Regions from separate parts of the Homo sapiens genome. Here region 1 is linked to region 2. Evidence: read pairs that join two places in POLR2A ChIA-PET (ENCODE). Cell type or tissue: Caco-2. All regions are shown on one strand. Links, peaks and the distances in the headings refer to the core of each region. The heading gives the core; the rest is flanking DNA.

Region 1 (2,915 bases), core at 137-2,636, 87 kb after region 2:
ACATATAAGTGCTGGTGGCCTGGACACAAGAGACTGGGGTGACTTCTCATACACATTAGACACCATTGATTTTCAACTAAAGGTAGAACTGGAAGTGCTTTTATTCAAAGGCTGCAAAAATCACCTTCTCCAAGGAAGTTTAACATCTCTAGTTTTCTGAATATGAAAAAAGATTATAGGATCACAGTCTCCCGTGAGCTAATGAGGCATATGCAACCAGCCTTGAAATTTGAAAGGAGAGAGAGAAAAATCAAAATTGGAGTGCATTCACCCTTCTGAACGTATTTCTTTCCTCCCTCCAAAGCATCTGTATCCTGGCTGAGCTAGCAGACAATTTAAAGGTTTCTTAGATCAGTTTTAATATTTTTTTTAATTACACTGAAAATAATACCCACCCCCAGAGACAAGCATTGTGTTTGCACAAGGAACAGCGTCCCCTTCTTACCAGTTCCCCAAGACCCCCACCTCCATTCAGTCACCAAGTCCAATCTGAAATCCACCTCCTAAAGAGCTCTGGACTCCAGCCACTTTCCGCATTCCTACAGCCACTCCCCTAATTAGGGCTACTATTATCTCCCCACCGGATTACTGTGGAAACTTCCTAACTGGTCTACCTGTCTTCCAGTTTGCCTCACCCCATCCATCCTTCACACACCAGCTACAGAGATCGTTCTAGGAAAGTCAGTCTCCTATTGGCATTAGGATAAATTCCAAACACCTTTACGGAGCTCAAAGTATGTTCAGGATCTGTGCAATGCTCCAGCCCCATTTCTCTACTTCCACCTCACACTCCACACTATAGCCAAGCTAAATTGCTTTTATTCCCTCCCAACACCTCCCACCCTGGACCACCACACGCACACAGTGGGCTCTGGCACATGACCTTGTGAATGCCTGTGATGCCTCCCACCCCAATCCTAACCCATCCTCCCCCTTTTCCATCCTTTGACCCACTCTTGCTCTTCATCAAGTCTCTGCTTACATATGACATTCTCCCAGAAGCCTTTCCTCTAAGTCTGGGTTAGGCAACCCCTGCTCACTCTCCCAAAGCACCTTATATTTACTCGTTCAAATGATTTATCATGCTACACTGCAATGCTATTATTATTTGTCAATATCCCCCTAGCATGGAAACTCCACGAAGACAAGGATAGGGCCTGCAGTGTTCAGCACCAAACTCCCAGTGCCAGTGCCTAACATCATGCCTGGTACTTTGTAAGTGTCCAGAATAAATCTCTATTGAATGAATAAAATTAATCAATTAATGACAAAGTTTTCACTCAAAGACTCTGAAGTCTCTGTGGCAAGTGTTTTTTTGGAAATGAGCTGGGAAAATCACCTTGGAGAAGGTGATTTTAAGCTTTCCTAAAATTTAACCTAGCACATAGAAGGTATTTGATAAATATTTGTTATTTATCCTGTTTGTTACTGAATTGAGAAACAAACAGGATTAACAATGCTACTAGGTATATAAAAATGTAAAGTTTTTTTTTTTTTTATTAAAACTGCTTGTCAGACATTGAATAGGGGGCCAGAACATGTAAATCCAGTTATACGGGTTATACAAGTGCTGGGTCTGAGTAGTCCTTACCCCACCGAGTGCTAGGTGACCTGGATTCAGTATTTTAATTGTTTGCTGTTGCTCCTATTTTATTTACACTACAAGCCACTACTCTTCTGAGGTCAGCCCCACATAGAAAGGAGATTGCACCATCAGTTTTACTCAGATTTGCAAGTCAAAATACGATAACAAGAAAAACTTCAAGTTCACCCTTATTTCTCTTCATTCTAAGCAAATAGATAAACCAATATCCAAGAGAATCTTGCCACTTTGTACAATGATCCTGTGCACATCTGGCAGTCAGCCCGGCCCACACTGGAGTTTGTGTGTTTAGGCTTCCTTTATAATTTGAAGAGCAAGGGTGATGACACAGCTCCTGTGACCAATTCCAGTCCCTGTTTACTATTTGCCCAAGGCTCCTGCCTCAGCTAGACCTGAGATCTGGATTGAGATATTTACTATAAAACAAACCAGTAGTCAGGACCTGCTTTCACTCTCAAAAACACCGGTACCTACAAAAAAAAAAAACTAATCTACAGAAGGTTAAGAGCCCCCACAGAGTCTCCACCCAGCCCTTGTCCATCCTCATCTCCAGTTGTCCCCTGGCCCTTGTATCTCATACTCCAGGCACACTACTCAGGGATCTCCACATCTTCCTCTGTGCTCTGCACAGTCTCTTTTCTATGCTTGGAATGTCACCACTCCAGTCTCATTGGCACTCATTGCCTACCACTCTCTACTGATACTTTTTTTTCTTTTATTTTCTTTTTTTTTTTTTTGAGGCAATGTCTTACTCTGTTGCCTAGGCTGGAGTGCAGTGCTCACTGTAACCTGGACCTCCCAGGATCAGGCAATCCTTCTGCCTCAACCTCCCAAGTAGTTGGAACTACAGGCACACGCCACCATGTCCAGCTAATTCTTAAAATTTTTTATATTTATTTATTTAGTTAGTTTGTAGAGAATGGGGTCTCACTGTATTTCCGAGGCTGGTCTTGAACTCCTGGACTCTCAACTCATACTTAAGGCCCCTCTCCCTGCACCCAAGCCAAATCAATCAGTTCCTCCTTTGTCCCTCCCTTCCTTACCTCTCTCTTACTTAACACATTAGAGATTGTAACTACTTCTCATGCATCTATCTCCCCTAACAAGTTGAGAACTACTTACAAGCAAAAAAACACATTTTTTTTTGTTTATTTCCTCATAAAAATCATAAAATCACACCTCACACATGTTAATCAATGAATGGTTATTTAATGAATGACCCTACCTTATCCCTACCCACAACTGAGACGATACATTAAAATTACCAGAACTTGACTATAATTCCATTCATCATGGTTCTATATATACATCA
Region 2 (2,915 bases), core at 328-2,827:
CTGCCTTTTCCCCTCTCATCACAGGTGCTCAATGTACAACAAAACTCAATTTTTCCATGACTAGTTGAAAGCTCCAGAATTCCTAACTGTTCGAAAGGGTTTGAAAGCATCCTCCCTGAGCCCACTCCTGAAAAACTCAGGCAGACTATACCCTTACATTAGTAGGGCTGCATTTCACACATCAGGAAACTCCAACCCTTACAGTCTTCATAAACAAGTATCACAGAGGTTTGACCACATATGTTCCATTTTTGAACCTTTAGCACACTATTTTTACCCAACTCTCTCGTAAGACCCACCATATACCGTGTGGGAGAAGATTCCACATCAGTCAATCACATTAACCAGTCCTCAATGTCACTCAGTACTGAAATGTTAGCCCCAACCCACCCTGCATATTAAACGCATCTGGCTTGGTCAGCCAGATAACATCCTCACCCAACGGTGACGCGCATCAGTGGCGTGCTCTTGCTAAGCTCACAGATTTTCTCAATGGTCTGTCGAAGTGTTCCTTGCTTATGTAAATCAGTATGTTAAAATCTAGTAGATATAGGATATCCCGCTAAAGAGCAGGCACATTGAAGAAATGAGTGTATAGGCTCTCTGTTCCTCCTATGAACTTTATTAAGGAACTGGAGCTGGAGGAGAACAAAGATCTTTCTCCATATTTCAGTTTTCTCCCCTCCACTCATAGCATAGCACAGTCCAGAAAAAGATATAAAATCAAGTGCCAGCTGGGTGCAGCGGCTCACACCTGTAATCCCAGCATTTTGGGAGGCCAAGGCAGGCAGATCACCTGAGGTCAGTAGTTTGAGACAAGCTTGGCCAATATGGCGAAACCCTGTCTCTCTAAATATACAAAAATTAGCCAGGCATGGTGGCGCCTGCCTGTAGTTCGAGCTACTCAAGGAGCTGAGGCAGGAGAATCGCCTCAGGATACAGTGAGCCAAGATCGCGCCACTGCACTCCAGCCTTGGAGACAGAGTATGATCGGTCTCAAAAAAATAAATAAATAAATAAAAATAAAAGTTAAAAAATAAAAGTAAAATAAAGTGCCACCTTAAGAGATGTGACAGTACTAATCTGGGAATATATCACAGGCTCTCAAATTTTAATGTGCCTAAGAATCACCTGATAGGTGCTTGTTAAAAATGAAGATTTCAAGACTCTTCCCCAACAGTTTCTGATTCAGCAGGTCTACCGTCGAAACCAGGAATTAGCAGCTTTAACAAGTGCCACAAGTGATCGGATGCCGGTGGTCCCAGGACCACACCTCGAGAAAGCCCCGCAGAGAGATGAGTGCATGGAAAGAGCCAACTGAGAGGTGGGGCTGAGTAAGGCCTCTGGAATTCTGAAGTGGTTTTAGCCCCATTGCTCCAATTGTAAAGCCTGTTCAGTTAAAAATTCACCCAGCACAGTACAGACAGAAGTTTGACATAAAAGCCCTGATAACACTAATGGTGGTAAAGGGACCTCTTTCGATAGGCACCTGGTTTGTGCCTAGTTGCTTGCTTTCAAGATTTATCCAGGTCCAGCCTCTGTGCTTGGGATAACAAAGCTCTCATCTTTGGTTACCTTCATTGGAAACAACATTCCCTTTTCCCCATCAAAATTCATCTAGTTCGGTTCTTTATAAATTACGTTTACTACATGAGGTACAGTTATACTCTATTTTAAGTACGACATTACTTTGTTTTTTCAGGTGAAGCTTAAACAAATGTGAGGCAGAAAAATGTATTAATGCGGCACTAATGAGAAGACGGAATCAAACTCCCTGCAAATACACACACACACACACACACACACACACACACACACACACACACACACGTGGGAAACTTCTGGCTTTTTTTTTTGTTTAAAGAAAACCCTGAGGAGCAAGCTAACAAAATATCAATAAAGTTGGAGAAACTGGGGCCGGGTGAGGTGGCTCATGCCTGTAATCCCAGCACTTTGGGAGGCCAAGGCGGGTGGATCATTTGAGGTCAGGGGTTTGAGACCAGCCTGGCCAACATGGTGAAATCCCGTCTCTACTAAAAATACAAAAGTTAGCCGGGCGTGGTGACATGCACCTGCAATCCCAGCTACTCAGGAAGCTGAGGCAAGAGAATTGCTTGAACCCGGGAGGTAGAGCTTGCAGTAAGCCAAGATCCTGCCACTGCACTCCAGCCTGGGTGACAGAGTGAGACTCCATCTCAAAAAAAAAAAAAAAAGCTGGAGAAATTGGAGCACAAAAAAAGTCTAAGCGATACAAAGATATTATTTTTAAAAGGATTAATATTGTCCTATTAAACATTTATTAAACATAGACATTTTGTGAAGTGCTGCCAAAAGCAGGAATGGAACTAGAACCCAGGACTCCAAATTCCCAGCTCTATCAATAAATCAGGCAATTTCCCTCCACAATCCAAAATAGCTGCAAATGCTCTGGTTATTTTTTAACATATGGCTTAAATATTTATATTTTAAGTGCTTTCAGCTTATAGTCCACATCATAAACATTCATTAACATTTAGGCAACTTCCTGAGTAACTCTAACTGCAAGGTCAGACCAAATACACATTTAAGCAAAATAAACATTCCCAATCATAGGCTATAAATTGTTCCAATATTTACTTGATAACCTGACACCCATATTCATTTGCCTCTCTTCCTCCCAAAATAATGTTCTTTGGGAGTTTTTTTTTTCTCATGCAACAAAAGATAGTGTTACTGAGGCCGGAGAGAAAGGAGCAAGGTTTCAAAGATACCAAACTTAGAATTTGGAATAAGCTTAACCTTAGGGGGATCTATCTCCTTGATTGGTGTGTTTCATGGCATTAAATTTAATTAATTAATTAATCCAACAAATACTTGTGTATTTGCCAGGCCGAGCGCTCTTCTGAATGAACAGAGTCAAAGTTGTTGCCTACAAT

What was found. Peaks named below come from ENCODE experiments on the same cell type or tissue, not always from the same donor. Only the 100,000 strongest peaks of a DNase experiment are listed, where the experiment ranks them.
Region 1: POLR2A ChIA-PET joins it to region 2 with 6 read pairs; 3 of 35 experiments call an interaction of 5 or more read pairs at or near these places.

What each region holds. Positions count from the first base shown.
Region 1 is chr6:21,737,684-21,740,598 of GRCh38, reverse strand. The region is part of intron 2 of CASC15 (cancer susceptibility 15); the gene reads right to left. Among named protein-coding and RNA genes, the nearest start is that of CASC15, 73 kb to the right of the region's middle. RefSeq lists an enhancer at 873-1,795. In Caco-2, for the core only: no CTCF peak of the experiment used is centred there; no DNase peak of the experiment used is centred there.
Region 2 is chr6:21,824,656-21,827,570 of GRCh38, reverse strand. The region is part of intron 4 of CASC15 (cancer susceptibility 15); the gene reads right to left. LOC105374970 (a long non-coding RNA gene) reads left to right here. Exons shown (of 3, transcript XR_926573.4): 2 at 1,181-1,324; 3 at 1,703-1,791. Among named protein-coding and RNA genes, the nearest start is that of CASC15, 160 kb to the right of the region's middle. In Caco-2, for the core only: no CTCF peak of the experiment used is centred there; a DNase peak (open chromatin) is centred at 1,370.